2 separate regions of the Mus musculus genome follow, and region 1 is linked to region 2. The links are chromatin loops, found by intact Hi-C in ENCODE. Cell type or tissue: gastrocnemius. All regions are shown on one strand. Each heading gives the region's core, and the rest is flanking DNA. Links, peaks and the distances in the headings are about the cores only. Region 1 overlaps Dipk1a (divergent protein kinase domain 1A). Region 2 holds the start of Gm42150 (a long non-coding RNA gene).

The links. Hi-C counts contacts between places; a loop is a spot of excess contacts. Peaks named below come from ENCODE experiments on the same cell type or tissue, not always from the same donor. Only the 100,000 strongest peaks of a DNase experiment are listed, where the experiment ranks them.
Region 1: a loop joins it to region 2, with 7 times the contacts of the local background. A loop is called at or near these places in 29 of 42 quality-filtered maps.

The regions. Positions count from the first base shown.
Region 1 is chr5:107,914,085-107,929,997 of GRCm38, reverse strand. Dipk1a (divergent protein kinase domain 1A) reads left to right here. Exons shown (of 5, transcript NM_026062.4): 2 at 5,279-5,413; 3 at 15,545-15,652. Among named protein-coding and RNA genes, the nearest start is that of Gm26387, 15 kb to the right of the region's middle. In gastrocnemius, for the core only: a CTCF peak has its summit at 8,430 (motif pointing left); DNase peaks (open chromatin) are centred at 5,220 and 8,393; H3K4me3 peaks cover 587 bases; H3K27ac peaks cover 1,947 bases.
Region 2 is chr5:107,997,752-108,013,664 of GRCm38, reverse strand. Gm42150 (a long non-coding RNA gene) reads left to right here and starts at 10,861. Exons shown (of 3, transcript XR_880537.1): 1 at 10,861-10,942. In gastrocnemius, for the core only: a CTCF peak has its summit at 8,345 (motif pointing right); a DNase peak (open chromatin) is centred at 8,367; H3K4me3 peaks cover 595 bases; H3K27ac peaks cover 1,577 bases.

The DNA of each region.
Region 1 (15,913 bases), core at 4,159-12,158, 83 kb after region 2:
GCTCTGGCTAATACTTCAAGTACTATGTTGAAAAGGTAGGGAGAAAGTGGGCAGCCTTGTCTAGTCCCTGATTTTAGTGGGATTGCTTCCAGCTTCTCTCCATTTACTTTGATGTTGGCTACTGGTTTGCTGTAGGCTGCCATAGCCAGGGATCCACCCCATAATCAGCATCCAAACGCTGACACCATTGCATACACTAGCAAGATTTTATTGAAAGGACGCAGATGTAGCTGTCTCTTGTGAGACTATGCCGGGGCCCAGCAAACACAGAAGTGGATGCTCACAGTCAGCTAATGGATGGATCATAGGGCTCCCAATGGAGGAGCTAGAGAAAGTAACCAAGGAGCTAAAGGGATCTGCAACCCTATAGGTGGAACAATATTATGAGCTAACCAGTACCCCGGAGCTCTTGACTCTAGCTGCATATATATCAAAAGATGGCCTAGTCGGCCATCACTGGAAAGAGAGGCCCATTGGACTTGCAAACTTTATATGCCCCAGTACAGGGGAATACCAGGGCCAAAAAGGGGGAGTGGGTGGGCAGGGGAGTGGGGGTGGGTGGATATGGGGGACTTTTGGTATAGCATTGGAAATGTAAATGAGTTAAATACCTAATAAAAAATGGAAAAAAAAAAAAAGAAAAAAAAGAAAAACAGTGTGTTCCCCAATAGCTTTATATGAAATAACATTATGCAGTACAGGTAAAGAAAACAAGTTGTTCTCAAGAATCCACGTACATTCATAACTAAGCAACTTGTTATAAATTAACAAAGTGTGAGCAAGCAAGAGAGTTCTCTCAGCCAATTTCTCTTACTGGCAGGTAGAAATTTGTGGTTACAAAGAAAGGATTAATTATTTTATTATTTTACTATCTATCTTTTAAAATAATCGTATAATAATCTTAAGTACAAATCTAAACTCTAAATCAGTCATATCTATTTTAAATTCTCAGAATGCACATCTGCATATCAGCAATTTTTATTAAGTCATATCAAGAAGTTGAGAACAAAAATAGTTATAAAAGGGCTGGGAGCGATGTCTGAGCAGTTAAGAATGCTGATTACTGGGCTGGTGAGGTGGCTCAGTGGGTCCGGAGTTCAAAACCCAGCAACCACATGGAGGCTCACAACCATCCTTAACGAGATCTGACTCCGTCTTCTGGATAAATAAATAATTCTAAAAAAAAAAAAAAAAAAAAAAAAAAAAAGAATTCTGACTACTCTTCCAGAGACCCTGAGTTCAGTTCCCAGCAACCACATGGTGGTTCACAACCATCTATAATGGGATCTGATGCCTTCTTCAGATTTGTCTGAAGATAGCTCCAGTGTACTCATACATAAAATAAATAAGTAAATATTTTTTTTTTTAAAAATCAGCCAGGCGTGGTGGTGCATGCCTTTAATCCCAGCACTCGGGAGGCAGAGGCAGGTGGATTTCTGAGTTTGATGCCAGCCTGGTCTACAGAGTGAGTTCCAGGACAGCCAGGGCTATACAGAGAAACCCTGTCTCAAAAAACAAAAACAAAAGAAACAAAAAAACAAAAACAAAAAAAATGGATATAAGAAATTTATCATCACCAGTTCAGCCTCAGAGAGAGTCACGTGAGCTAGTGCTGCCATTGTTCTTGTCCCTGAACGTAAAAGCTCCTCGCGTAACTAATAACAGAGTTCCTTTCTGAACTTCAAATTGTTCCCCAAGATGTTCTACATCAAAGCCAGTAGTAAAAGCATCTCAGCCCAGCTTCACTAACATTCTTTTTCCAAAAGTTTTTTAAGGCTGGTGGTCATTGCTCACAATAGGTCTCTAAGTTCTTCTCTAGTGCAATGATAATAATCTGCTCCAGCAGCAATGCCTGAGAGAGATCAAGGATTAGTACTGTGAGTGCCAGAGATACTGCCCAGTGAGGGGCTGGAAGCCCCCTAGAGTTTTCACATAATTCTTAGATTAAGAGGGATGTGAGGGCAGCAAGCAGAGCAGAACTGCACAACAACATGATGTCCTCAGAACCATGCCTCAACTGAGAGACACCGTCCTGGCTGTGCTAACCGGTGAGCCAAATTCTTTCCATGAGTTCTAAAACCATTTATTATTCCTCCTGCGTGATCCTCAGCACTTCAAATTATCAATTGTCTCCCAAGTATTAGTGGTACTTTGTGAGGCTTAGGGATTAGTTCCGGGGACACGTGCTTGCACAGAACCTTGGGTCTGGTCCCCAGCACTCAAAAAATTAGAATGGAGGAAGGACCTGATGGAAGGAAGGAGGGAGGGAGGGAGGGAGGGAGGGAGGGAGGGAGGGAGGGAGGGAGGGAGGGAGGGAGGGAGAAGAGAGGAGAGAGATGGGAGAGACAGAGAGGAGAGAGGAGAGAGGCGTGTGGATGTGATGACTTAGCACCGTCAAACTGGGGACCTGAATTCAACCTCTGGTGCCACATGTTGGTTGTACAGAATTAATTCCCACAAATTGTCCACCACACTTGTCCTGTGGCACTTGAATACACACCTCTCCACACACACATACACACACAGAAAAAAAAAACTTTTGACTTGTGTCACCAATACCATTTTCCCTTTGTTTCATTCTGTTTTGTTTTGAGATGGTCTCACTTTGTAGCCCTGACTGGTCTAGAGCTCAAGAAGGTCAGCCTCTGTGCCCCAAGTGCTGACTTCCAAACTTTCAAACTTCATTTTCTTAGTTTTTCTTGAAATTAAAATGATACCATTTTCTTCTTCCCTTTCCTTTCTCCAGACCACACTCACACACCTCGAATTCATGGCTTCTTTTTCTTAAATTGTACATACATATATAATATATTCCTAAATATACAACTACAACCTACCTGCTCAGTCCGTATAAGGTTCATTTATGTAACTGATTTCAGGGTTGACTGTGTGGTGTTGGGTAACCCTTTGATGTGACTCTGAGAAGGCTGTCTACCCTGCTCATCGTTGCTTAGTTGCCTATAGTTCTACCTCCGGGTTGGGGCACTGATAGCTTCCCACTCTGTGTTAGCATACATTTTGGTTTCCTTGTTGTTCGTTGGTTTTGTCTTGTGTTTCATAAATATTTTCCAATCTTAAGTTTCTCCTTGTCTAGACTTAACCCTTGTGACTTAATTGTTGAAGAAATGGTCTCTTTGTATTGCATGTTTCCCACAGTCTGGAGTTTGCCACAAACTGTCCTTTGCTTCAAGGTTGCCAGTGCTACCGGCTGTCTCCACCATTTCCTGTGAACGGGTGGTTGCAGCTAGAGGTTTGATCCGATCCAGAGCTTCCTTCCTTTTCGGCTGTAGCCAATGGCAGCATTGTTGATCTCTTCTTGCACGGGGACTTTGTGTGTGTGTGTGTCTGCTTGGTGCACAGCATGCTTTGCAGGCTTTAATCTTAGTGGAGGCTCAGAATGCTAGCACGTGTCAGTTTATAGCTGATGATCACACTTCTTAGGTCCAGTAATCTCAAATGATTTTTAGACAGGCCTCTTGGGTCCATTGTGTTGCATGTGATTTAATTTTGTGGTGTGTGTGTGTGTGTGTGTGTGTGTGTGTGTGTGTGTGTGAATTCACTTAGTGCTATATAAAAATGTTTTGCATTAAAAGTGCTTTTACAATTAGTAATAAAACTCAAAGGACTCAGCCGGGCATGGTGGTGCCCGCCTTTCATCCCAGCACTTGGGAGGCAGAGACAGGCGGATTTCTGAGTTCAAGGCCAGCCTGGTCTACAGAGTAAGTTCCAAGACAGCCAGGGCTATACAGAGAAATCCTGTCTCGAAAAAACAAAACAAAACAAAAAACAAAAAACAAAAACAAACAAACAAACAAACAAACAAACAAACCCCTCAAAGGCCTGAATTATTTGTACTGGGATTCACCATCTGTGAAACCCCTTGAGGACAGATGTCTGAACTGCAGATAGAACCATTTCCCTTTGTGCTTGCTGAGTTGGGTGTGTTTTCCCTTTGAGCTTGCTGTCTCCTGCTCGTGCACCATGGCTCTTTAGTCTCTTTCTGCTTTCTCTGCAAGCTCATCCTGCTCACAGTATTCTACTGTTTCCAAGTGTGAGAAACTGGCTTGGGAATATAAAAGCAAAACTAGCTTTTCATTGTGTGTGTGCATCCTTAATTTATTCTGCTCAGTTCTATCTGTAGACCTCAGTTCTACTGTTTATTAAATCGAACCACTGGAACTCTAGATCCAAAAAGTAACTATCAGGCTGTGTTGACCAACCGCCACGTTTGAATATTGAATGGCTTGATCTATGGCTGATGTAGAAAGGCATCAACAGCTGAGATCAGATATCAGAGCAGCGCACACAAAACATTGCAAAGGGGAGCCTGTTGTGTAGCTTTGCCCATTGGCGTGCAAGGAATAATTTTTGCTTTTCTTTCTTTTTGTTTTTCTTTTTGTTGTTGTTTTGCTTTGCTTTTCTTCTTTGAGACAGGATCTTATATAGCCTTGTCTGGCAACTCAGTATAACTAACAATGACCTTGAACCTCTGATTCTCCTACCTCTACCTCCCAAGTGCTGGAATACAGGTTTCTACCAACATACCTGGATAAATCTTATTTTTACAGACTTGTGTACACACACACACACATACACACACACACACACCAGATCAGGCAGGGTTTTCCTATGTAGTACTGGCTATTTGGGACTCAGGGTTAGTGTTAAGAACTTGCTCTGAGCCGGGCATGGTGGCACATGCCTTTAATCCCAACACTTGGGAGGCAGAGACAGGCGAATTTCTGAGTTTGAGGCAGGCCTGGTCTACAGAGTGAGTTCCAGGACAGGCAGGGCTACACAGAGAAACCCTGTCTCGGGAAAAAAAAAAAAAAAGAACTTGCTCTGTAGACCAGGCTGGCCTTGAACTCACAGAGATCCACCTGTCTCTGCCTCCCAAGTGCTGGGGTTAAAGGAGTGTGCCAGCACTGCCTGGCTAAAATATTAAGTATTACTATGATTATTCATAAAGACCTTTAAAATTCTCACTTGAAACAGTGTTTTGTCTGCTCGCCTGGTCTAGAAGTGGTGTTGTGCTTTATTGAGTAAGTGGCCTGAATGGCATTGGAGATGCCGAACGTACATCCTGAAAGGGTATTTGTTTCCCTTACTTTCCTAAGACCCATGTTGTCTGGGCTTCTTGACAATGCACTTTGTTCTAGAGCTGCCATATAAAAGCTTGGATTATACATTGTGCTTCTCCAAGCAAGGAGAACGCCCGTTCCAGTGCGGTGAGTGCCAGCTTGCTGCTGACTGACTGTCATGTGACCTTTGCTTGCAGGCTCGGTTGTCCTACATGCGGGTGAAGTATCTTTTCTTTTCCTGGCTGGTGGTTTTTGTCGGAAGCTGGATCATATATGTGCAGTATTCAACCTATACAGAGCTATGCAGAGGGAAGGACTGTAAGAAAATCATAGTAAGTATTTTAAATATTTTAGTTTTTTTAAAAAATGTCCTATAACAGACTATAGTTATGATAAATGGCCTAATTATTAAATGTCTTCAACAGTAAAGGCAATTTGATATTACAGTTGTGCTGAACGTCCTAGCTTTTTAGTAAATTCAGTACTCAGAAATCTAAATATGTAGTACAGGTAAATCAGTGTGGAAGCAATCTCACTATGAAATGGTTTTTATTTTCAAATATATTTGAAATTTGGTTTATTATATATCAGATTTTAAAAATGTTTAGGGCATAAGTATGTTATTATAGATTTTCTAGAATATATATTTTTTTAATAAAGAGTCATATCAAACACTAAACTTTATCTAAAGGGTATATATTTATCACTTATTTTCTCTCTGAGTAATTCAGTATATTTTATAAAAATTACCTTATCAGTGCAAGAGTAATAGCCATATTTACTGGCTGTGAGTGTTGTAGAACACTTATTTTAAATCCTTGAGTTTCTTAATTAAGTCAACTCCTTATTTTCTACTACTATCTTTCAACATATATCAAAACACTTATTTCAGGACCATATATTTATTTTTGAATTTGTTTGTTTGTTTTTATGGGACGCTAGTTCAAACCAAGGACCTCAAGCGTTCAAGCAGGTGCTTACCTCCAAACTACACCCATCTCTATGCAAAACATTTAAAGTGTGTGCGCGTGCGTGTGTGCACACGCGTGTGAGTGGCGCTCCTGCTGAGACCAGAATAGCGCATCAGGTTTCCTAGAGCTGGAGTTACAGGTAGTCCTTAGCTGCCTGATGTGGATTTGGAGAACGACACTCAGGTAGCCTGAAAGCACTTTGGGTGCAGCAAGCATCCTTTCTTGCTGAACTACCTCTCATGCTCAACCCTGAGATCTTACTACTTTCACCGCAGTACATATATTGAAGTGTTGTACATTAATACAGTTACTGAGAGTCAGGATCTTCCTGATTACCATGTCACGTTGGTTCACTGTCAAGAACACCAGGCTAGAGACAAAGTCCTAGGCTGCGGTCACCTTTTCATAACAGGGCTTTGATTTAGTTCTAGTTTACAGGCAAGAAAAATGTTTTTGCCCTACTTGCCCCTTAGCTTTTATGATGCTGACTTTAGCCAATACGCTTGGGCACTAACTGTGATGGTCCTCGGACATGTCAGCTGGGTATAGAGTAGGTTCAAATGTCCTTGACTCGATCTTGTTTGGTCTGAGGCAAACAGCCTCATACTGTCACTGTAGTATTGTAAGCTGTTCCTGAGAGACAGCTGGAGAAGCGCCCTAGAGCATCGTTTCCGCTTTGTTAGGAGTTAGAGGTGAGTGGTCATCACTGTCATGGCCATGCTGGTTTCTTCTCTGACTATCTGCTGTCTTTTACACTCTCTATTCTGTGTGAGGGGTTACATCTGTTGTGGTGTGGGTGCTGAAGTAAAAGTTCCTCAGGTTTGAGGTCAGCCACCTTCTCAGTAGCTGTGCAAGCTCCTGAGCTTCTGCAGAATGGTGACTAATGCCATTTCCATATACTTCCCCTTCTACTGCGATATGATTGCTTGCTATAGCCATGATTTCCTAATTACTAAGTAATTGCAGCCAATCCTGTTTGATGCCCAACTATGTAGAAATCTTACATAATTGGACTCTGTAGGTGGGATCTCCCAGACATGGCCTGTTTCATTAACTGGAGTAGGAGAGGTGCTTCTCTTCTGTGCACATCTGAGGACCACAAAGTTCCATCGGAGTCCTCTGACTGACTCCTCTGTGGGGGGAGTCTGCACTTCTCTGAGGAGTGCCTCCGCCACATTTTAGAGGGCTGGTGTGAGTGTTAAAGAAGCATAACCCTTGGGAGGCAGAGGCAGGCAGATTTCTGAGTTCAAGGCCAGCCTGGTCTACAGAGTGAGTTCCAGGACAGCCAGGGCTATACAGAGAGAAACACTGTCTCGAAAAACCACCACCACCACCAACAACAACAACAAAAGGAACCCTTTAACCTGAAGCACTAAAAGATTTCAGGAACCCTAATTTAATCACAGTCTCCTTTGAGATTCAGTTTCCAAGGATAATGGTTTGTTACTTAAAACAATCAACTTAAGACCTACTAAATTGAAGCCATTAGGAGCTATGTTCTTGGTTAGACAGTAATGCATGACAGTATTCCATTTAGCTGTGCCTTGCTTGGGCTTCTTTAATGTGTGAGGAAGAAGTCAATAGAGGAAACACTGGAAAAGCTTAAGACAGAGCGCAGAACATGGTGAAGACTGGTAATGCCTGAGAGAGAAGAGGGAGAAAATGATGACTGAAGACTCAAAAGTTTCCAGGAATTGTGAAAAACCCAACTCTGCCTGTGTCTGTCTGTCAGTGTGTGTCTCTGTATGTGTGTGTCTCTGTCAGTGTATGTCTTTGTGTGTGCCTGTCTCTGTACATCTTTATGTGTCTGCGTGTGTCTGTTGGTGGGTGTCTGTGTGTGTGCCTTGTGGCTAGCTTTATCTCTCTGTGTGTATATGTGTGTGGGTGTCTGTGTGTCTGTGTGGATGTCTTTGTGTGTATCTGTGGAAGGTGGAGTGTCTGTGTATATATGTGTGTGCTTGTCTGAATGCATATGTGTCTGTGTGTACATGTGTGTGGGGGCAGGCCTGTATGGTTTTGTGTGTGTCTATATGTGTGTATACGTATGTGTGTGTGTGTCTGAGTGCCTTGTATGTGAGTGTGTGTAGGTGTGTCTGTGTGTATGCATGTGCCTGTGTCTTATGTCTGTGTGTCTGTCAGTTTGTCTGTGTCAGTGTCTGTGTGTATGTATCTCTGTGCTTGGTTTTTTAAGTCTTGTTAAGGAAAACCAGCTGTCTGAAAATGATATCTTAAGTACACTTTTAGAGCATGGATTTTTGAAAATATTTAGAAGCCAAAGTTTACACATATGTTTGTGGTTATTGCCCTCTTGTGGTCCAGTTTGTAGTTTAGGGCAGGATTCCTTCAATAGGAGTGTGTTTTGTAAAAATAAGGGTAAACAGTGCCCTCTTCTGGTACAATGAGGTATGTGCAATCAAAGCTAAATGCTGTTTATTACAATAGTAGTAAATCTTGGGCTTTTAATTATTTAAAAGTTACTTAGTATCATTATTGACTATTTTGATATACAGCTGAACATTTTTATAGACATTACTTAGGGTGGCTATAGCTTTATGAAGCCAACTGCTCTTTTCACACAAATGTTTGGGAAATTTGCCTTTAATTTGGGATAGAAAGCCAGAGCTATTCTTTGTGACCACCCCTGTGACGCAAGATTAGCTTGAGGCCTTTGCTCACAACAAGAAATCTGATTCTCACAGCTGAATACCAGACTAGTCGCTGCTTACTGATTTACTAATAAGAGACTTTACTAAGAAAATAAAAAGAAACTTTCAATACTGTGTACTGTTCTGTATGGTACAAGGGCAGGGGAACTTCAGAGATGCCCAAGACAGTCTGTGCCTCTAAATCACCTATCAGTATAGCCAGGCTGCAAATGATGCTGGACTGGGGGATAGGAGGAAAGAAGAGAGGGAGAGTACCAGCTCGGTGTGCAATGATCGCTCGAGTGGAAAGCAAAGTGTTGCAGAGAGGCTGTTTCCAAATCTCTAGTTTAAACAGTGAAGTGGTGGTGGGATTCAGAAGCTGAAGTCAGGTCAGTTGAAGGAGGCCCCAGCTCTTCTGACAGAATATGCTACACTTAGGGAAGACTCCCTCAGCTTGTCAGTTTGGCAGGTGCCTTCCTCTGTGTTTGATGATCTGTCAGCCATTGCACAAAAGCCCTGGGTTAGTCAGCCTTAAACCTGTTCTGCTAGCTCCAGCTCAGCTTGTCAGCCTAGCTGGACTGATTCTGCACAGGCTCTGGAAGCTGACTGGGCCTAGGCTCCGTTTTCCATGCCTGCAAACAAAACTCCATGCAGCATATAGAGAATCGCCTAGACCTACTTTCTTTGGAGCAAAAGATGTTTGGATACTGATTTAGTTTTTGTTGGTTATGTAGTGTTGGAATGAATCCTCATACATATTATGAAAACACCTCACTATTGGTTAAGGTAGATGTGTGTGTGTGTGTGTGTGTGTGTGTGAGAGAGAGAGAGAGAGAGAGAGAGAGAGAGAGAGAGAGAGAGAGAAAGTTAGTTTTCGGCTTTTTAACTTCTTAGGGTATCCCAACACCACCCACCTTCCTTCCTTCCTTCCTTCCTTCCTTCCTTCCTTCCTTCCTTCCTTTATTTGGTTTTTCAAGACAGTTTCACTGTGTAGCTCTAGCTGTCTGTACTGGAACTCACTCTGTAGAACAGGCTGGCCTTGAACTCACAGAGATCTACCTGCCTCTGCATCCCGAGTGCTGAGATTAAAGGTGTATGTATTCCAGGCTGGAGAGATGGCTCAGTGGTTAAGAGCAGTGACTGCTCTACCAGAGGACCTGAGTTCAATTCCCAGCAATGACACATGGTGGCTCACAACCATCTGTAATGGGATCTGATGCCCTTGGTGTGTCTGAAGACAGCAACAGTGTACTCACATATATAAAATAAATAAAATGAAAAAAATGGAAAAAAAAAAGCTGTCTCCTGAGAGGCTCTACCAGTGCCTGACAAATACAGAGGTGGATGATCTCAGCCAACCATTGGACTGAACACAAGCTCCCCAATGAAGGAACTTGAGAAAGTACCCAAGGAGCTGAAGGAGTTTGCAGCCCCATAGGAGGAACAATATGAACTAACCAGTATCCCCAGAGCTCCCAGGGACTAAACCACCAACTGAAGAGTACACATGGTGGGACTCATGGCTCCAGCTGCAGAGGATGGCCTAGTCAGTCATCAGTGGGAGGACAGACCCTTGCCCTTGGTCCTGTGAAGGCTCTATGCCCCAGTGAAGGGGAATGCCAGGGCCAGGAAGTGGGAGTGGGTGGGTTTGTGAGCAGGGGGAGGGAGGAGAGGACAGTGAGTTTTTGGAGGGGAAACCAGGAAAGGGGATAACATTTGAAATGTGAATAAAGAAGATATCTAATTAAAAAATAAAGGTGTGTGTCACCACTACCCAGCTTTATGGTAGTTTCTTGGTTACTTTTTTATTGCTATGATCAGACACGCTTATCACATGACCAAGACAATTTTTAAAAAGATTTATTTATTTATTATATGTAAGTAAGTACACTGTAGCTGTCTTTAGACACTCCAGAAGAGGGTGTCAGATCTTGTTACAGATGGTTGTGAACCACCATGTGGTTGCTGGGATTTGAACTCAGGACCTTCGGAAGAGCAGTCAGTGTTCTTAACCCCTGAGCCATCTCTCCAGCCCGAAATTTTTTTTTTAAAGTTTTGTTTTTCGAGACAGGGTTTCTCTGTATAGCCCTGGCTGTCCTGGAACTCACTTTGTAGACCAGGCTGGCCTAGAACTCAGAAATCTACCTGCTCTGCCTCCTGAGTGTTAGGATTAAAGGCGTGTGCCACCCTGCCCGGCTGACCAAGACAATTTATAGAAGAGTTTATTGGAGCTTACATTTCAGAGGGTGAGTCCATGACCATCATATTGGAAGGCAGGCATGGTGCAAGAACAGGAGCAGGAGCAGAGAGCTAACTGGCAATGTCATGGGCTTTTGAGCTGCCAAAATGCACCCCGAGTGACACACCTCCTTCCACAAGGCCATACCTCCTAATATTTCCCAAACAGTTCCACCAACTGAGGGCCCAGTGTTCAAAGATACGAGTCTTCGTGGACAGGTGGCATGGGTTTCGTTATAGCGTCTGCACACATGTGTCATGCTTTGTGCTACTTCGTTCTGCTCAGTACCTCTTCATGCTTCCTTCTTCAGCAGTTCCTTTTTTTTCTCTCAGTTCTGATTTAATTATATAAAGTATTCTCGAGTATCCAGGTAAGTCGTCCCTATAATGCTAGCACTTGGGAGGCCAACTCAGGAAGATTTCCACATATGCAAGCCTAGGTCCCGAGTTCCAGCCCAGCCTGGATTACAGGGTGACATCCTATCTGGGACATTTTTTTTAATGATCTGTTAACCTTGTTCAGCCTGGCTGCTTCTTCAGGCATTATTGTTGTTATTTGTACTTTTCTAGAAAATTGCTCATTTAAATATATTGCCATAAAGTCATTTGTGTTTTTCACAGTCACTGCCCAGTGGCTGCCTGTTAGTGCTTTGTTTTGCTTTCAGTCTTCCTAAGGGCTCCTTTTTGTTAAGATTATGAGGAAGGATCTTTGGATATTTCATTGCTGACTTCTTTGCTCCCATGCCTCTCTATCTTGAGGAATTGACTGTACTGTCATTAGTGCTGAGGTTTTGTTTTTACTTAGTTTAAGCTTTAAGTTTGAGCCTATGTAGTGCTCCGTGTGCTTTCTTATTCTTTTCAGCCTTGCATTTAGAGCTATAAATTCCCCTCTGAGAGATGTGGCACCTGTATCCTACAAGTTTTAATTGTTGTTGCATTCTAAATATTTTGTATTTTCATTTTCTAGTTTACTTTAAAATTTCCTTTTAGATTCTTCCTGTTCCTCCCTCCTCCTCCTCTTCTTCCTTCTCCTCCTCTTTAAAAATGGAGTCTCATTCTAGCCCAGGCTGGTCCAGAGGTCATCTTGTAGCTCAGACCACTCTAATGAATGCTCACTCTGAATGCCCAGCCTCCTTTTCTTCCTACATAGACTTTCAGTAAATTTTATTTTCATCTTTTTTTGAGGAGGTGGGGGGCGTTGGTCTATATTTGAGCTGTGGAACTTCAATGACATTTGTTTTCCTTCCAATCTATTTATTGATTCTTGGTCAGAGAATATGTGGTCTGCATGGTTTAAATCCCTCACTGGACAGTCCCTGTAGGAGGCTGCACTCCAGTGTGAAGCTCAGGGCTCCCACCACCTTTGCCAAGCAGATGCACCATGCAGATGCCTGCATTTCCTAAGAAATCTCACAAAGGGAAGGCATTGAGCATCACTGCACCCTCATGGCCTCCCAGACATACGGTAGGGACCAGATTGCCTTACTCCTTGTATGAAGATGGAACTCTACATCTCTAGTTACAGCCAGAGCTAAAGGAGAAAGCAGGGCATAGTCCAAGGCTTGTCTCAAAACCTTTTGCTATTGGCAGCTAAAGGCGCTTCTCCAGGTAGTAGCACTTTACTCTGCATGAGGGAAGGGCTCTCAGCCCTCCTCAGGACCATCCTTATCTTCACAGGAAACTGCACCGAGTGCTGTTAGTAGTGAGAGCAGGTGTCAGGAGCCTGGAACATGTATGTACATGTATGTACAGGAGCGGTTGGGATCCTGGCTTTTTAACTTACACTTGTGTTTCCTTAGGTTTACAGTGGAAGTGGCAGTAATTAGGTTCTGTGACAGAATTGTCAAGACAATAGATGATTGCAGCCCTAGGGCAGTGCCTATCACACTGAGGACACACAGGCACGGCAGTACTGCATCAGCAGTTCCCAAGTCAGTGCCAAGGGTGTTCTCACCCCAGACCTGCTCCCCAGCTGCCCACCATTCATATACATCCATACCCACAGTCCAGTAACTTCAAGGCACCTGTCACAAGAGTCATTCACATCGGCCCTCCTTAGGATATATACCCTTCCTGTCTGCAGGTTAAAGTGAAGCTTTTAAAATCTATGTTGAGCAGGGCAGTGGTGGCACACGCCTTTAAACCCAGCACTTGGGAGGCAGAGGCAGGCAGATTTCTGAGTTCAAGGCCAGCCTGGTCTACAGAGTGAGTTCCAGGACAGCCAGGGCTATACAGAGAAACTCTGTCTCGAAAAAACAAAAACAAACAAAACAAAACCAAAAAAATCTATGTTGAAATATTTTTTCTTTTCCACTGTTCTTGACAGCTCTCTGTCAGGGTGGGTAACAGTATACCCAGAAAAAAACAGCTTTCAGGAAGAAAAGTTCATGTGGCTCGTGCCACGGGCTTCGTGCCTAGCTAGATCCACTGCTGTACGTCTGACACAGGCAGAATATTACGGTGGCCGGAGCCTGTGGTGAAGGAGGCTCCACAGATGCCAGGAAGCAAAGGCTGAAGAGAAGGAAGGGTAGAGAGCAGAAGATCCTTCACAGGTTCTACCCAGCGGCCCCTGTTACAGCTCAGCTCTACTTTCTGACACTGACGCCACCTCCCAGCTGGAGACCAGGGCTTTCAGTGCACGAGCCGTTGGGGGGGTGGGTCGGTCCAGTTGCAAGCTCTAACATGTGGACTGCTGTGCACCCTTTTTTTTTTTTTTTTTTTTTTTTTTTTAATGAGACAGGGTTTTCTGTGTAGCCCTGACTGTTCTGGAACTCACTCTTTAGCCCAGGCTGGCCTCAAACTCACAGAGATCCACCTGCCCCTGCCTCCCGAGTATTGGGATTAAAGGCGTGTGCCACCACAGCCAGCATGCTCTACATCTTTGGTCTTTCATATCATCTACAGATTTATCTCAAATTCTTTTTAATTTTTTTCAGTCCCTATTTTTCTCAGTTTTTTTCAATATAGTATCTTAGGTCTTCCTGTATTTTTACCCTTGTTTATCCTTTCTCCCACAGTACCTTTAAAAAAAAATAGGTATGTGTGCCTGCTTGTTTGAATACCATGAGCCTTCAGTGGAAGCTAGAGAGGATGTCAGGTCCCCACAATTGCAGTTTATTTACGGCTGTGAGCCACCCCGTGGGTCCTGGGAACTGAACCCAGCTCCTCTATAGGAACAGCAAATACTCTTAAACACTGAGCCATCTCGCCAGTCCCCATAATGTGGCTTTTTATTTCTAGGTTTTTGTCCCTTTTCTTTCTAAGTTCCATTAGCTTGTTTTACATTTCCTCTGTTTTTCGTTGTTTCTGATGCTTTGCAGTCTTTTTTAAGGGATGTCAGGAAAGCCTTTGAATTCACAGCACTCTTTCTGTTCTGCTTCTTCCCAGCAGTTCCCGGGATATTGTCTTTATTTGATATTTGCTTCTCATATTCCTTTCATAAACAGTCAGGCAGTAAACCAAGCTAGAAGTGAAGTTGATGTGCGTGTGCCTATGTGCATTGTGTATGAGAAGGAGAGAGAACTGAGGCAGGGCGGCAGATTGGCTGTCCTGGGGACCCCTGCAGGCTGCTGATCACAGCCCCTCCCACTCCAAGCCACCCACTGTCTGTCCCCAACAAAGTAACAGTTTAAGGATTTTGCTGTTCAGCCCTGCATTGATGAAGCCAAACAGAATTCTGGGAAATTCCCACAGCTGTGTCCCTTAAACCTTTCAATGGTTTTGTTTCTGAGCTGCACCTTCTACTTGGTGCCTTGCCGACTTAGTCTGATGTCTCAGTGGGAATTTAATCTCAACTATTTCTGGGCTCTGACATAATCTTTGAATTATGTAGATGACTATTATTATTATTATTATTATTATTATTATTATTATTATTATTATAGTAGTAGTAGTAGATCATACTCATTTCTTGTCCATTAATATACTTTTGTTTGTTTTGAGGCAGGGCCTTGTTGTAGCCTAAGACTGTCATCAGACTCAAGATCCTCCTGCCTTAGACACATGAGTGCTAGGAATAGAGGCACATACTACCACACCTAGATTTGAACGTAATTTTATCAAACATAGAGTGGATGTTTCTTTTCTCATTTTTTTCTTGTTTTTATATGACTTCAAGGATGACAAAATGACCAAGGTAATGTTATTTTGTTACTTTAAACTTTTAAATTTAATTAAAATTCAGAACCATTTTTAAAAATATAGTACTTTTCTTTTGGAAGGAGTAATAACCGTACTGTCTCAGACCATGTTAAGTGGAGAAGAATGCTTCCAAAATTCTGTGTATACCCCAGAAGCAAAGCACGCTTTTCACAGAGCAAGAAAATAACAGAGCTTGGGTTAAAATCCAGGTCTGTGTAAATGCAAAGCCTGAGTTCCTCTCATCAGAAAGAATCAATCAATCAATCAATCATCAATCCATATCTCTCTCTCTCTCTCTCTCTCTCTCTCTCTCTCTCTCTGCCTCTGCCCCCCTAGTGCTAGGATTAAAGCCGTGTGCCACCTCGTGGCTTGAGAACTTTCTCTTACAGAAAGTAACTATTAGTTACTCAGACCCTTGAGATATTTCTATTCATGAACATTTACTACCTTCTTGTTTCCTGATTCTCAGTGTGACAAATACAAGACCGGAGTTATTGACGGACCTGCATGCAACAGCCTCTGTGTCACAGAAACACTGTACTTTGGAAAATGTCTGTCCAACAAGCCCAGCAACCAGGTATGGATCTGACCGTTGTCATCATCATTCATTATTGGTTTTTTGCTACAGTCTTATGTAGGTCAGACTGGCCTCTCTCTCTCTCTCTCTCTCTCTCTCTCTGTGGCTGTAGATTTTCTTAATTATTCTGTCTCTATCTTCTAAGAGCTGTGTTTATAGTATTGCTCTACTTTACCTGGCTAGTAAATTCTAATTTTCCTTTAAACTAAAAGCATTATTAAAAAATTCTTGAAGCTTGGAGGCTAGAGAGATGGCTCAGCA
Region 2 (15,913 bases), core at 4,500-12,499:
CGAGACAGGGTTTCTCTGTATAACCCTGGCTGTCCTGGAACTCACTCTGTAGACCAGGCTGGCCTCGAACTCAGAAATTCATCTGCCTCTGCCTCCTGAGTGCTGGGATTAAAGGCGTGTGCCACTGTGCCCAGCAAACCAATAGTTTTAATACCATAAATTAGCATGGTTTTGTCAAGAGACAAGTCATCTGTCTTGTGTCTTATTATTTTGAAGTCCCTTTAAAAAAAGATTTATTTATGTATGTATATGAGAACACCATTGCTCTCTTCAAACACACCAGAAGAGGGCATCAGATCCCATTACAGTCGGTGCTCTTAACCACTGAGCCATCTCTCCAGCCCTATTTTGAAGTCTTATATAAACCAGTCAGTGATTTATTTCTGTCCTTGCACCTACAATAAACTGTCCAGTCTCAGTTTTGAGAAGCAATCCTGAGATGAAGTCTCTAGGGACCTTGCCTCTCAGAGCACATCCATCCCAGTCGTGTAAAATGGTGGGCCATCTCCAGGTAACTTACTTGCTTGCCGTCCCCTTCCTGAATGGCTCTGTCACTGGGCATCCTGTACTATAAGCTGGTCTAGAACTCACCATGTAGCCCAGGCTGACTTTGAACTTTCCGCAACCCCCTTGCCTCAGCCTTCTGAGTGCTGGCTTTATGGTGTAAGCCATCATTCAAAGCTCATGTTCTGCTTCTGCAACACACTTTTCTAGCTCTCATTTGCTTACCTGACTTCACTGTGACACCCGGGTCAGACGTTTCGTGCAGGAAGCATGGTTCAATTCTACAGAGTGGTCAATGGATAGTGAAGGTGAATGCACTTCTTGATAGGTCTAGAAGCCAAAGAGTAGGAAGCAAATTGCAGAATTGAGAGCCAGTCTGAACCAGAGATGTGGTCAAATGGTTACTAGGAACAAGGCGCTCAATATTGACCAAGTTGGATAGAATATGGGGAGGGAGAATGAGAGTAGCAAGACTGAATGGGGCTATGAAGGAGGTAAGATGAATGCCAGAGAGATGCTAAAGGGATGTTCACATGCTTTACAAAATTGTGAACCAGCAGGCACTACATATAAGGCACTATATAAGGGATTGTTGTGGGGGAAACAGACAGTTTCCTGGCTCTCATTCTCCACCCACATAAATGACCAACTAATCCGTTTCCCAGTGTTTTTAGTTATTTCCTAGCTCCATTGACCCTCAGTTTTCCCCATTGTCAAATCTGGACAATGAAGTCATTGTGAGGATCATTTGAGACCTGATTCATAAGACACACAGCATAGCACTTGGCACAGTAGATAGGTTTTTCTTTCTTTCTTTCTTTCTTTCTTTCTTTCTTTCTTTCTTTCTATCTATCTATCCTACGTAGAGATGGGAGAGGTGGTGTGGGTTTTTTTTTTTTTTCTTTTTCTTTTTTGTGGATGTCTGCAGCTCTGCTTAATATCTCAACAGGAAGAGAAATGGGATTCCCTTGGTTGATAAGGCATCTAGTAACTGAAGTTCCTGGCAACTGGTGGGTCTCCAATGTCTCCATCTCTAGACAGAATCATAAGAGAGGCAGTATCTCTGAGGTTACTCAACACCACTGAGACCTTCAGTCAGATCTTAGCCAGGATGGTTATGCAGAACCCTTTTCTTTTTCCCTTTGGCAAGCTGTCATGGCCTAATTTTTCTTTTTGAGAAAGGGACTTGGATAGAAAAAAAAAAAAAGAGAAAAAAAAAACCCATGAATATTAATCAATTCCCAAACTTATAAATAGTAAGAAGAATTAAAATTGTCTGAGGAAACTAATTCACTGAGACACAAACCTATTTTAAACTGGGATGAGTGGCTTGAGTCTACAACTGCAGTTAACTTTGAGGCAAGAGGATCAAGAGTTAAAGGCCATCCTGGTCGATTTAGTAACACCCTGTCTTTAAGTAAAAAGGGCTGGGATGTATGCAGCTCAGTAGTAGAGCACTTGCCTAGCATGTATGAAGTCCTGGGTTCCATTATACCAACCAACAAAAAAACTAAACAAAAAAAAAAAAAAAACCCCAAGCAATCAAACAAGAACAATGGCAAGAACAACAACAACAACCCAAAACCTGGCATGCTTTTAATCCCAGCACAGGCAGGGGGCAAAGGCAGGTGGATTTCTGAGTTTGAGACCAGCCTGGTCTACAGAGCAAGTTCTAGGACACCCAGGGATACACAGAGAAACCTTGTTTCAAAAAACATAAACAAACAAAAAGCCCAAGAACAAATAGCAAAGAACATCTCTCCCCAAGCTCCTAAAAGGCAAAACAACCTAAGGCATGCAATTCCTGGTAAACATCAACTCTGGGTCAGAGAAATGATTCATCCCATAAAGTGTTGACTCCTCAAGCCTGACAACCTGCGTTCCATCCTCCGGGTCAAGAATATAAGAAAGGGGGCTGGAGAGATGGCTCAGTGGTTAAGAGCACTGACTACTCTTCCAGAGGTCCCGAGTTCAAATCCCAGCAACCACATGGTGGCTCACAACCACCCATAATGAGATCTGATGCCCTCTTCCGGGGTGTCTGAAAACAGCTACAGTGTATTTACATATAATAAATAAATAAATCTTTAAAAATAAAAAAATAAAAGAAGAGAACCAACTCCTGAAAGTTGTCCTCTGTCCTCCAAATACATACCATAGCACTTGTGTATACACAAACACAAACGTGCACACACACCCCATCATTATCACACATAAACACACCATCATCCATCATTATCCTCATACACACATCATCATCATCACACATCATCTCACACACACTATCACTATCACTTAAAAAATAAATGTCAAATCTGCTGAAAACCAAAGCAAACCACCCAACCAAACAAAAGCCTTCTTTTAGAACCCAGTATGAAGTTCGGACAACAGCAGATGGAGGCAGGAGAGTCATAAATTCAAGATCACATAAACACAACAAACCACAATGTCTACTCAAAACAACAAAAGGCACATACACACATTCCAAAAACCCTAACCCTTCATGAATATACACACAAGAGAAGAAGGAAAGAAAAACAGAAAAACTATTTTGGAATTTGAGGGGATGGCTTTTAAGAGTTCTAGACCACATTTTGACTATAAAATAAAATAAAATAAAATAAAAACAAGCTAGGCAGTGGTTGCACATGCCCCTTTAATCTCAGCACTCAAGAGGTAGAGACAGGTAGATCTTTGTGAGTTTGAGGCCAGCCTGACCTACAAAGGGAGTTCCAGGACAGCCAGAACTATACAAAACAAAACAAAACAAAACAAAAACTAAAATAAAAAAGGAAAGAAATCCTGATTACTTAGTTAAAACAACAACAAAAAATAGTGCTGTTTATTTGTTTGTTTGTTTGACACAGGGGCTCCCATGCAGCCCAGGTTGTCCTTGAACTAAATATGAAGTAGGGGGTGACTTGAAATTCTTATCTGTAACTGAACTTTTAGCTACCTTATTGGGTTGTTTTTCTTCTACCGCATGACTACCTTCACCCCCATCCCTTCCAACCCCTCAACACTAGGTAGGAGAAAAAGGTTAGAGGGGGAAGGGGATATTAATCTTGTTAGGATACTTCCTGCTTATTAGGGGCATCCAGTTCCTTGGGGGCAGGTCCAATCTTCGTTCTCAGGATATCTCCAACCAGCCACCAGCAACCCAGCAACCAGCCAGCAATTGAGCAATCCTCAAACAGCAATTCTCAAAAAGCAGCAGGCAGCAGGGGAGCAGCAGTCACCAGTGCCTCTTGGGGCGCTGGCATTTCTATACTTCCTCAAGAGTCTCCAGAATTCCAACTGTAGACTATCTTTGGCTGACAAAATCATGTTCCTGCCAGAGCACAAGACAAATAATAGTTAGCTGCTGTGGACAGTCTGAAGCAGCTCCACATTCCACATCTGGGATTAAAACAAAAACATATTCACATAACATTTCTGTTTTGTTTTTGTTTTAAAGAAACCAAAGTTCTCACTACACTTATTCTCCTGCCTCTACATCCCAAATGTTGGGGTTACAGGCATGTACTGCCAAACTCAACTCCTATTTTATTCCAATTGCAGGATCTAGAGTGACTAAGCTAAGTTTTGTTAATATTTAAGTACTGATCCTTCTAGAGTGTCTGAGGCATAGGATAGCTAAGTCAGTATGTATCTTCTTCCTTCCACAAAAATCACTGCCCCTTTTTCCTGGTCTACAAGAAATGGCTGCCAAAGTAGAATCATAGAACATTGTGCAAAATGTTCATGGAAAATTGTACAAAATCTGGGTTTACTCAAATTGCATCATAGAATGACATAGATTTTACATTGTCTTAGACTTTCATTCTACCTGACTTGATTTTAACCAATGGCATATAACTCTCTAAGAAGAATATCTTGCAGTTAAGGAAGGGGTTAAAACTGGCTTTTTCCAGATGTTGGCAGAGGACAGAGTACCTAATTTAAGTCTGTGCTATTAAGGTTGGTTTAAAGCCACATCAAGGGTTTTGGACACAGCTCACGGAAATATTTGTCCTTGTCTTGGTCCTAGACAATGGCATTAGCTACTTTTCAGTTGATGTGACAAAATACCATGACCAAGGTGAAGTGGAAATTTCTGGTTTCTTTGGAGACTCAGTTGTGTTATGTGATGTTTTTCTGGAGATTGTCTTATGAGAAGATGCTTTGCTGAAGCAGAGACATGGGATGATGCTGTGCTCAGAACAGACATGTGTTTTTCTGGAAGCTGCCTGGAAAAAGGGCATGTGGTGTTTTGTTGGAGTAGACACTTGAGAGAACGTGTGATGTTAGAAAGGGTTTAAGTATAACCCATCAGACAGTGGCTGATGCTGTGGCATTGGCTCCCTTTTCCTTTTTCGCTGATCATTATTTGTCAGAACTTTGTGTGACTTTGTAGAGAGAAATACACCAAAGAACTTCTTATAATATTTCAGCAGCTTCTCAATACTTTTGCAGACTTCAGTTGATTGGCAGAGCCTTGCTGTTTCTACTGGATTGAATGCCCTCGCTGATTTGTGTGAACTGAACTGCTGATGTCCTAACAACAAAGATTGGGATTGTCCCAAAGAACTATGTCTAAACAGGGCCACATCCCCATTTGCCCTACTAACCTCTCCTTTCCCCTACCTCTGGTGGGTAGTGGCTTAGAAGGAAGGTTAAAGTGTTTAAAAACTCTTACTAAAGTAGGTTTTGAAAAATATAAGCCTACACCAAGGCAACTTATAGAAGGAAGAGTTTATTTGGTCTTGTGGCTCCAAAGAGCTAAGGCTGGGAAGTGCATCAGCAGGCAGGTATGGCAGCTGGAGCAGCGAGCAAAGAGCTCACGTTGTAAACTTCAAGCAAAAGTGGGAGAGATCTAATGGAATGACTTGAGACCTTGACAGCTCAAAGCTCATACCCTGTGAAGTACTTCCTCCAGCAAGGCCTTCCTTCCTAGACCTCTCCAGTCATCACCAACAACTGAGAACCAAGCCTTCAAATGCTAGAGCCTACGTAGAACATTCTCATTCAAGTCACCACAAGACTCAAGTCAGGAAAGATTGCTTGATCATATCAATCCAAATGGAGTTTGCTTTCCCACCCTGTAGCTTGTTTGCTTGAAGAGCTTGCTTCTTTATTAAGCAATATTAATGGTGGTGTTGGAAAGAGAGTGTGACTCGTAGGATCAAGACATGTAACACTAGACAGTTAAGAAGAGAGATGTATACCCATGGAATCTCCTTGCCTTTCCTACTAATGCATCCTTGCCACACTTGAGCAAAGCCTTGTTTCTCACATACAGTCAGCCACATCACATCGACCCATTCCTTGGTTTAATCATTCCAAGGACTTAGTGCCTCCTAAGCTCTATGCCCATGAGTTAATTCCTATCCCATATGTGTTTGTAGATTCCTATGCCCTACTGTGAGTCTAAGAGATTGCTTCTGTGAATCCAATTAGGAAGGCAAGATAGGCCCACCTGTCATTGAACAATGGATTACTTAAAATTCTAGCACTCTGGAGGCTGAGGCTGGAGGTTCACAGAATCAAAATCACCCTAAGTTAAACAAACAAACAAACAAACAAACAGAGGAGCAATGAGAACAGCAACAAAGGAAGAGAAGGAAGACCTTGGTGAAGGCCAAACAAGTAAAGCAGAGAGAAAGTATGGCAGGTTAGAAGAACTGACACAAGCGCTGTAGGCAAATGGGTGCACTAAGGAAGACTTTTTGGACATGTTGGGTATGAGTAGTAGTCAGAAAAATAAAAGAAGGGCCTGTCAAAACTACACAGGCACAAAGACCTGCACTAAGGTATTTTGGGCCAGGTATGGTGGTACATGTCTTTAATCTCAGGATTTTCAAGGCAGAGTCAGGTGGATCTCTATCTCCCATGGTCTATGTAGATGGTTCCAGACCAGCTTGGACTACATAGTAAGACCCTACCTCAAAACAACAAATAACAACAACAACAAAAAAAGAAAACATGTGTGCTAAAGGCAGGACAAGGTGGCTTGTGTCCATAATCTCAGAACTCAGAAAACGGAGGCAGGAAGATCGCCAAGAGTTTGAGGCTGGCTTAGTCTATATAGTGAGTTCCAAGCCAGTCAGGACTACACAGTGATCCTGTCTCAGAAACTGTACTGGCTGGTTTTGTGTGTCAACTTGACACAAGCTGGAGTTATCACAGAGAAAGGAGCTTCAATTGAGGAAATGCCTCCATGAGATCCAGCTGTAAGGCATTTTCTCAATTAGTGATCAAGAGTGGGAGGGCCCATTGTGGGTGGTGCCATCCCTGGGCTGGTAGTCCTGGGTTCTATAAAAAGGCATGCTGAGCAAGCCAGGGGAAGCAATCCTGTAAGCAGCACCCTTCCATAGTCTCTGTATTAGCCCCTGCCTCCAGGTTCCTGCCCTGTGTAAGTTCCTGTCTGACTTCCTTTGGTGATGAACAGCAGTGTGGAAGTGTCAGTTGAATAAAACCTTCCCTCCCCAGTTTTCTTCTGGCTCATGGTGTGTCTTTGCAGCAAGAGAAAAAACCTGACTAAGACAGAAACAAACAAAAATCCAAACAAACAAAAAGAAGTCTCGTTTTGTTTAGGAAGCATCGCACATAGCCCAGGCTGGCTTCAAACTCACCGCTTTGAACTTTTGATTCACAAGAGTGTCTCCACCTCCCAAGAGCTGGAATTTCAGGTGTGTGCCACCATGCCTACTTTTATGTGTTGCTGGGAATTAAGCCCAGGGCTTCATGAATGCGAGGCAAACACTTTACCAACCAAGCCACATCCTCATAGTAAAGAAGTTCAGTTGATGACAAAACCGGTTTGGGTGCTTTGGCTCTCAGGTCTGATCTGAGCAGAGGGTTCCTGAATGCCCTGTGAGGATGCAGCTCTTCTGCTCTCCTTGGTTGGTCTCACGGCAGAGGAGGATGCTATCCCAAGATGTCAAGATCCTGCTTTCTCACCTCATTTTTGTCATCTTACTTTCCAAGAGCAGGGGGCCTGAACTGTGAATAGATTTCCTTGAATGGCACTATTCTGCCTCCACTATCTGGGGCAGGAAATGCACATTAAGATCAGTGAACCCTGGGCTGGAGAGAGGACTCAGCAGTTAAGAGCACTTGATGCTCTTGTAGAGGACCTGAATTCAGTTCCCAGCACCCACGGGATGGTTTGTAGCCTTCTGATCTCTAGTTCTGGGGGATCTGATGCTCTCTTCTGAGCTCCACACGCTCCAAGCACAAATGTGCTGTATTTATCAGAGCAACAGAAATGAAACTAGGACACGGGGTATATGGTGGCACAAACCTGCAATGTCAGTATTTAAGGTTTGGAGGCAGAAAGATTAGGAGTTCAAAGCCACCCCTAGTTTCATAAAAAGTACAAAGCCGCCCTGGGCTACATGAGATCCTTTATAAAAGAAAGTAAGTTCCATAATACGTAACAGTATGGTTTGCTATCTCATATTAGTAAATAAGATTAGCAATTCTACCAGTAACATACCTGGCAGATGTGGGGAGGGCAAAAATTACAGATTAGACAGAATAACTTTTGATTATAATGAGGACAAGTTATCAAGTTACAAATTACTGGGGCTGGGGAGATGGTCCAGTGGTTAAGAGCATTTGCTATTGTTCTTCCAGAGAACCTGAGTTCAGCTCACAGCACCCATGTCAGTTAAAGAGACTTACAACCCTCTTTAACACCAGCTCCTGAGTCATCTGATACCTCTAAGGGCACCTCTCCCGTGCACATTCCCACATACACACATGTGTAACTAAAGATAGCAAAGATAAATTAAAAAAAAAAAAATCTCTTAAATTATAGATTACTTAGTAAAGGGGGCAACAGTACCTACCTGCCACATGGTGGCAGTCTTTTCCTGGTGAGCATGGTTCTGAACAGAGGGCACAAGTCAGATGACCTTGAAGGCTCAAGGTCAGGATGGCATTTAACAGTGTCAGTGAGATAAGGTTTGTTAAAGGGACGGCTGCAGTAAGCTCATGGGCAATTAGATGTGCAAGTCACTGAGAAAGAACTCTGAGAATCATCAAAGGGGTAATCTTGACCATTGATTATTCAGAACATCTCAGCTTCTAAGATGTGTGGTGCGCACACACACACACACACACACACACACACACGCACACACACACTGTATATAGGTCAGAGGCTGGTATGTAATGTCCTCAGTTACTCTCTCTCTTTTATTTATTTGTTGTGGGTGTGGCAGTGAGTGTGCCAGAAAGCGCATGTGTAGGTCAGAGAACGACTTTGTGGAGCTGGTTCCATGGATATGGGCCCCGAGATCAGGCTCAGGTTTCCAGACTTGTGCAGGAAGCTCCTTTACCAGCGTGGATCCTTCCACTGGCATTGTTCTCTCTCTGAACCTGGAGATCCCTAGTTCCACTACACTAGTTGGCCAGTAAGCCCCAAGGATCCTCCTGTTTCTACCTCCCCAGCTCTAGGGTTACAGCAATATGCTGTTGAGCCCAGCCTTTTCATGTGGATGCTGGGAAACAAGCTCATGCCATCATGCCTGCACAGGGAGTGCTGCACCAAGAGAAATGGGCCATCCTCCCAGCCCTTCGAAGATTCATCTTATAGGAGACAAATACTCTCACATCCTGGAGGTGCCTCTATACTCACGAACATTTCCGCAAAGTCTCCAGCTTCCGTTTCTTCAGAGTTTCTGCTCTTCGTTTAAATTCTGCACACGCGCACAGCTTCTTTTTTGTCTGTCAGGACACATCCAAGTTAGATCGCTGATACAGTTCTATTCTCACTGGGCAACATTGCAGAAAGCTATCCAAAACCCAGGATGGTCTTTAGTCCACTGGTCAAAAAGAACTTCCCGCAGGTGAAGAAAAAGTACGAAGTAGGCACGCTTACCCTAGTTACGTGTGCCGCTTTACGTCGTCGATGAAATGAACCAAATGTTTGGTTCAGTGTCTCAGGCACCTCTGTTAACATGAGAAACTCACATGGTAAGATCGATATGGATGAATGTTATGACAAGACAAAGATATTCCAGGGGTGGAAGCCAGCCCTCTGCCTGAAGACGCGCTTGCTCAGTGATCTCAGAGGTATTGGGCCTCACATCCTACCTCTTCTTCATCTCTGTCAAACTGAGTAAGCAAATATCCCAAAGCAGGAAGATGTTCTGACACCTCCTACTAACTTTCCTGTAATGGTGTAGATTTTGATCTTATGTTGATGTTAGTCCCGGCTTAATATTTCATTTGGTGCCTTGAGAGACAGGCAGTTTCTCCCCAGCTGTCTTATAAAAACATCAAAAGCAAGCAGTGCTTTCTATACCACGTAACTTAAAGTAAGGATTTTGTTTTGATGCAAGCTCTTGCCATGTAGCCCAGGCTATCCTCAAACTCATGATCCCCCTATGTCAGCCTTGAAAATGTTGGTGTTACAGCTTAAAGTGGGATATTTATGGGCATTTGACACATTCTCTATTACTGTTCAGGTTTCAGTGCCAGAATAGGCTCCATGAAACCATGACTCAAAAATAAAACATCGCTGGGCATGGTGGCGCATGCCTTTGATCCCAGCATTTGGGAGGCAGAGGCAGGCGGATTTCTGAGTTTGAGGCCAGCCTGGTCTACAAAGTGAGTTCCAGGACAGCCAGGGCTATACAGAGAAACCCTGTCTCGAAAAAAACAAAACAAAAATATATATCATATAACAGTTACAGTTTGCTCACCTCATCTGTTCATTGCATAACAGTGTTGGGAATATCAGGTCCTTCATCAGCTGATTGCCTTAAAGACACCCAGGCAAAGGTCTGGAAGTAGGGGTAGATAACCTGGCTCAGCTGGCAGCAGGCTTGCCGCAAAATCCTGACAATCTGAAAGGCAATTGTTATCAGAGGAGATGTTAGAATCAACGACTATATAAACCCTAGCAGTCCTATGGCCAATTAGTTTCAATGGCTAATTACAGAAAAGAGTAATACCAAAAACAGAAAGAGGATGTTTATTCCATATGGCCACATTGGGAAGAGGAATCCTTCTTCAGGGTCCTGAGGTGAGGAAGGGGTGCGCATAACTGCGCAGGCTGGTCAAGGTTCTGTTCCAACCATCACCAGTGTCTCAGCTCCAGTCCACCCCTGCCTGGCACCAGGCTCCAGCCTTTTCCTTTTCCCAGCATGAGATTCCTGGGGAAATTCCAACTTCTTGGGGTCCATTGTTTCAGTAGTCTGATAGCCAAAGGGAGGGGCACACATCTCTCTAGAGTGTCTTTACTCCTGCCAGGACAGCTACAGGACTCAGGGTCAGTGTCAGCCAAGACACAGGCTGGTTAAATGACTGCTTGGGACGGGGTTTTGTGTGGCCCTGGATGACTGACGGATTCCTCCCCCCTCCACCTCTCAAGTGCTGGTATTGTATGCTGCCACACCCATTTTACGTGATGCAGGGGATGGATTCTAGGGCTTCTTGCATTTTGGTGAGTATTACAAAATCCTGGGCTAGACTTCTAAATTCCAACTGTGCTCAGTAGCTCCTTAGTCTGTCTGCACCTCCTCTCTTTCTGTTTGAAACCCTACCTTCTTCTTCTTTTTTTAAGTAGCACAAAAGTTTATTTTGCAAAAAGTTTCATATGAAAATGTACATGACCCAATTCTACAGCACAATCAAACAGGCCCTTTGGGGAGGGATGTGGACGCCATTGCTGGACAGTGTCTACTCTTTCCAAGGCTTCTGACATGATGATGCCATTTCCCCACCTGACCACCGTTCCGATGTTATTCTGTTGCCTACCATTTGCAATCTCCACACGCTCATCAATCACAAGGTTCATAAAGGGATCAAAGCCCTGTGGCATTCCTTGTACGTGTCTGCCTCCGTTTAACTTCAATGATAACTTCTTGTCCATAAGTTTCTTCAGTTTGGGAGGGTGTGCTTTGACTCCTACAGCAGGCTCCACAGGACTGTGAAGGAGTGAGCGCTGCCTCACAAGTGCGCGTGCGCGGGGGAGGGGGGCAGGGGGGGCAGGCTTGGCGCTGATTGAAGCCCTATCTTCTTCATTCATTTTTTTGCCTCTTAGGGGACAGCCTCAGGAGCTTCTCATCACCTCCTCAGCCACACACAACACCTGCTGCCCTTTCCCAGATCCCGATTCTTGCTTCATTTTTTTCTGGACACCGAAGTCTTGTAATAGATTTGGTCTTCCCTGAAAAAATGAGTCACAGTTGTGCCTATTCAGAAGTTTAGAAGTAAATTTTAGATACTTAGGTATTAGTATACTATATTAAAGATTATATTGTATTTATTATGTGCGGTACCATGTGCCACCGTGTGCATGTGGAGCTCAGAGCATAGGACAGCTTGTGCAGCTTGTGAGAATCAGTTCTCTCCTACCATGTAGATCCCAAGGACTGAATCCTCAGAACATGTGTGTTAGATTTCTGATGCTTTTTTTTTTTCCCCTTTTCTTCTTCTTCTTGTTTTTTTTTTTTTTTTTTTTTTTTTTTTTTTTTTTTTTTTTTGGTTTTTCAAAACAGGGTTTCTCTGTGTAGTTCTGGCTGTCCTGGAACTCACTTTGTAGACCAGGCTGGCCTCGAACTCAGAAATCCGCCTGCCTCTGCCTCCCGAGTGCTGGGATTAAAGGCGAGCGCCACCAACGCCCGGCTCTCTTTCTTTTTTTAAGACAGGGTTTCACTGTGTAGCTCAGGCTGTCGTGTAATTAATTCACTCTGTAGATCAGGCTGCCCCGAACGTAGAAAAAATATGCTTACCTCTGCCTTCCAAGTGCTAGTATTAAAGGTGTGTACCTCTACCACCTGATTCTGATGCATCTTCAAGAGATGCAAAGGCAGAAAAAGAGAAGCACGTCTGGCCTTACGCAGACGGAAACATGTTTATTGACTACACACCGAGGGAGCATAAATCTCACTACGGGAAACTGAGCCATATATCAAATACCATACACGTGGAGGAGAGAATGCTTAAAAGGGCGCGGGAGAGGAGAAACAGCGACCTTTATAAGGGAGTAAAATTTACTGCATTACATTTCCTTCCATAGTCCCGCCCTTCCGGCCGCAAGGGACGCTGGAAAGTGTAGTCTTTTTTTTTTTTTTTTTTTTTTTTTAAACAGGAACCTATCAATCAGGCTTGACAGCAAGCACTTTTAACCATTGAGGCATCTTTCCAGTCCAAGATGATATGTTCTTAACCCTAGGTATTACTGTTAGCACTGAGGGAATAAGGCACAGCTCCACTCTGTTATCCTTAGCATCCAGAGGCGCTCCCTTGATTGTTCTGGAACTTAGAAAAGAATTTCAGGACTAGTGAGTGTGACACAGACCTGGGATTTTATTAAAGTTAGAAAGAAAGACAGCCCTGAAAAAAAATAAAAGCACACCTAAGGGCGAGGACATGGTCTTCTTAAAGAAAAGCTGCAGAAAGCACGACATACCCAAATGTGACTCCGCAAGGGAGAGTCCCAGCCCAGCATGGTGAACTATCGATATTGTACAATGTCACGGTTTTTAGCCAGGAGCCCTCGGGACTGCAGAAGCGGTAAAAGGAGTTTTAAGTGAGATTTCTAGAAAATGGCAGGTTTACAACTGGAAAGGGAGGAAGGCCTTAAGCCATTGTTAACTGTGTGGGAGAATTCAGCTGCTAAAAGGAAGCTTCAGCCACACTCTGGGGTCAAGGGCCCCTTTCCCTTCGCATGTTCCTATAATTTTCTCTTTCTATCCATGCCTCATTATCTTTCCTACCTTTTAACTTTTCCCTTTGCCAAATATCTTCATTTCTTCTTCCTCTTCCTCTTCTTCTTCTCTCCTCCTCCTCCTTCCTCTCCTCTTCTCCTTCTCCTCCCCCTCTGTCTCCCTTCCCCTCCCTCTCCCTCTATTAATAACATGCCTGTGTGTATATATATATGTGTGTATAGATGAAGAAAAACAACTTTTGGAAGTCACGACTCTCCTTCCATTTTAATGTAGACTCCAGGGATTGAACTCATGCCATCAAGCTTGCTTGGTGAATGCTTTTCCTAGGTGGGCCATCTTACCATCCCTAGTTTAACTTTTAAAGGTTTTGTTCTATTAATTTAACACATTAATTATGCATATCAAATAGATGTAGCAGTAGCATGATATTCTCCTGTTTCTCTCCCAAGTGCTAAGATCACAGCTCTACATAGCAATGTTCTCTCTCTCTCTCTCTCTCTCTCTCTCTCTCTCTCTCTCTCTCTCTCTCTCTCTCTCTCTCTCTCTCTCTCTCTCTCTCTGCCAGGTGTTACATTATAGCCCAGGCCAGCCATTAACTTGCAGCAATCCTCCCACCTCAGCCTCCCAAGGGCTGGAAGTACAAGTGTGAATCATTACATCCAGGTGACTTTTTTTTTTAAAGTCAGGGATGAAACATTTATGTTTAATAAACATAAATGCTGTGTAATAACATTTATAAGACCATGATTATTTCCCCAGCACCCAAAAACCACAAGTCAAATTGTGTATCATGACAGGACAATCTCAGGTGCAAACTGTTCTGTGATCAAAAACTTATGAGAACAACGTCTCATCCTCAGGACAGCTGGTAGAATATCTGTAGTATGTGAGACACTATATATATGATAGAAATGGAATCCAGAATTTGTGCGTGCCAGGAAGTGCTTCTCTACTAAAATTAATCCCCAGACACTCTCAGATACAACCTGGGATTTAAATATCACACTAGTTTAGAGAAGCAAAAACTAGAAATCGTGTAACTTATCTAAGGTTACTTAGTCAGAACCTCTAGAGCTGGGCTCCAAGCTGAGGTAATGGGATCCACATTCATTTAAAGAACCCTTGGGCTAGAGAGATGCTTCTGCACTGATTCTATTTTGGTTAAAAGTACTGGCTTCCAGAGGTCCTGAGTTCAATTCCCAACACCCACATGGTGACTCACAACTATCTATAATGTGATATAATCCCCTATGCTGGCATGCAGGTGTATATGCAGATAGAACACTCATACATGAAATAATAAATCTTGGGGGGTGGGGGGAAGATTCCTCACCACAGGGCACCTCAGGGACACTGTTGGTTGACCAGAGCTGTCAGAGTTTACAGCAGGGAAAGGGTTAGGAGGGAAAGATGGGATGCATCAATCTTTATTCATGAATCCAATGGTAAAGGAATATTTCCTTGTAAACAAATGTTCCCGCTTTTGCTATCAATTCTTGCAGGTAAAGCAGGAATAGAATGTAATTTACCTATCAGATAATGTTAAGTTTTTGAGATAGGCGTGATGATTCCCACCTGTAATCCCAACATTGCAGAGGCAGGGGGATTACTGAAAGTTTGACAGCATTGGTCTACCCAGTAAGTCCCAGGCCAGCCTGGGATTCAGCCTAAGACATTGTTTCAAAAGACCAAACAAATGGAATTGTCTTAGTTAGGGTTTTACTGCTGTGAACAGACACCATGACCAAGGCAAGTCTTATAAAAACAACATTTAATTGGGGCTGGCTTACAGGTTCAGAGGTTAAGTCCATTATCATCAAGGTGGGAGCATGGCAGTATCCAGGCAGGCATGGCGCAGGAAGAGCTGAGAGTTCTACATCTTCATTCAAAGGCTGCTAGTGGAAGACTGACTTCCAGGCAACTAGGGTGAGGGTCTTAAGCCCACGCCCATAGTGATACACCTATTCCAACAAGGCCACACCTCCAAATGGTGCCACTCCCTGGCCCAAGAATATACAAATCATCACAGGAATATAGACCTTTACCCTAGGGTGGATGAAATGACAAGCTCTCTAGCTTAAAGGAAGGAAGTAGACCTTGAGCTCCTCTACTCTGTGAGACGAGAGATTGCTTCCCCAGATGGCCTAAAGAGGGGTAGTGCTCTGTGAAATTCCTGCTTCACAGGAGGAGGAATGTCACCAGACTTTCGAACTATATGACTTTGTTAGTTTTCAAGAGGGAGAATATAACATTGTACCAGCTGTCCCTACTTCTGTTTCAATATAAAAGACACCTCTGGAACAAAACCAGACCCAGAGAGGGATCCACTAGTATGTCCTCCCCACTGATAAGTCCTTACTTGGTGTGGGATTAAGAAGCAAGCCGTCCTGTCAGGCTGAGTCAATGGGCAGGATCTATTTCCAGTTCTCAACTTGTCCCCAGATGCTCGGAGTCTCTTGCCAAAATAGAATCAGTGCAGAAGCATCTGCTGGTCCCGATTAAGAACTTTATAGTACCCAGGGAGAGAGAGAGCAGCGGACACTGCCCAAAAGTGAAGGAAATTGGCAGCTCTCATGTTGTGTAGCCAAACCATTTGTTAGCAGTAGGAAAAGGAAAGGCCAGTCCAGAGCAACCCATGTCCCTTACGCAAGAGTGAACGTTATTTCCAGACACTGTTTCGCCTGAGAATGAGGACTTCCTTGGGGAATTCTCTGCCTGGTACTTGACCTCCACAGCTCTGA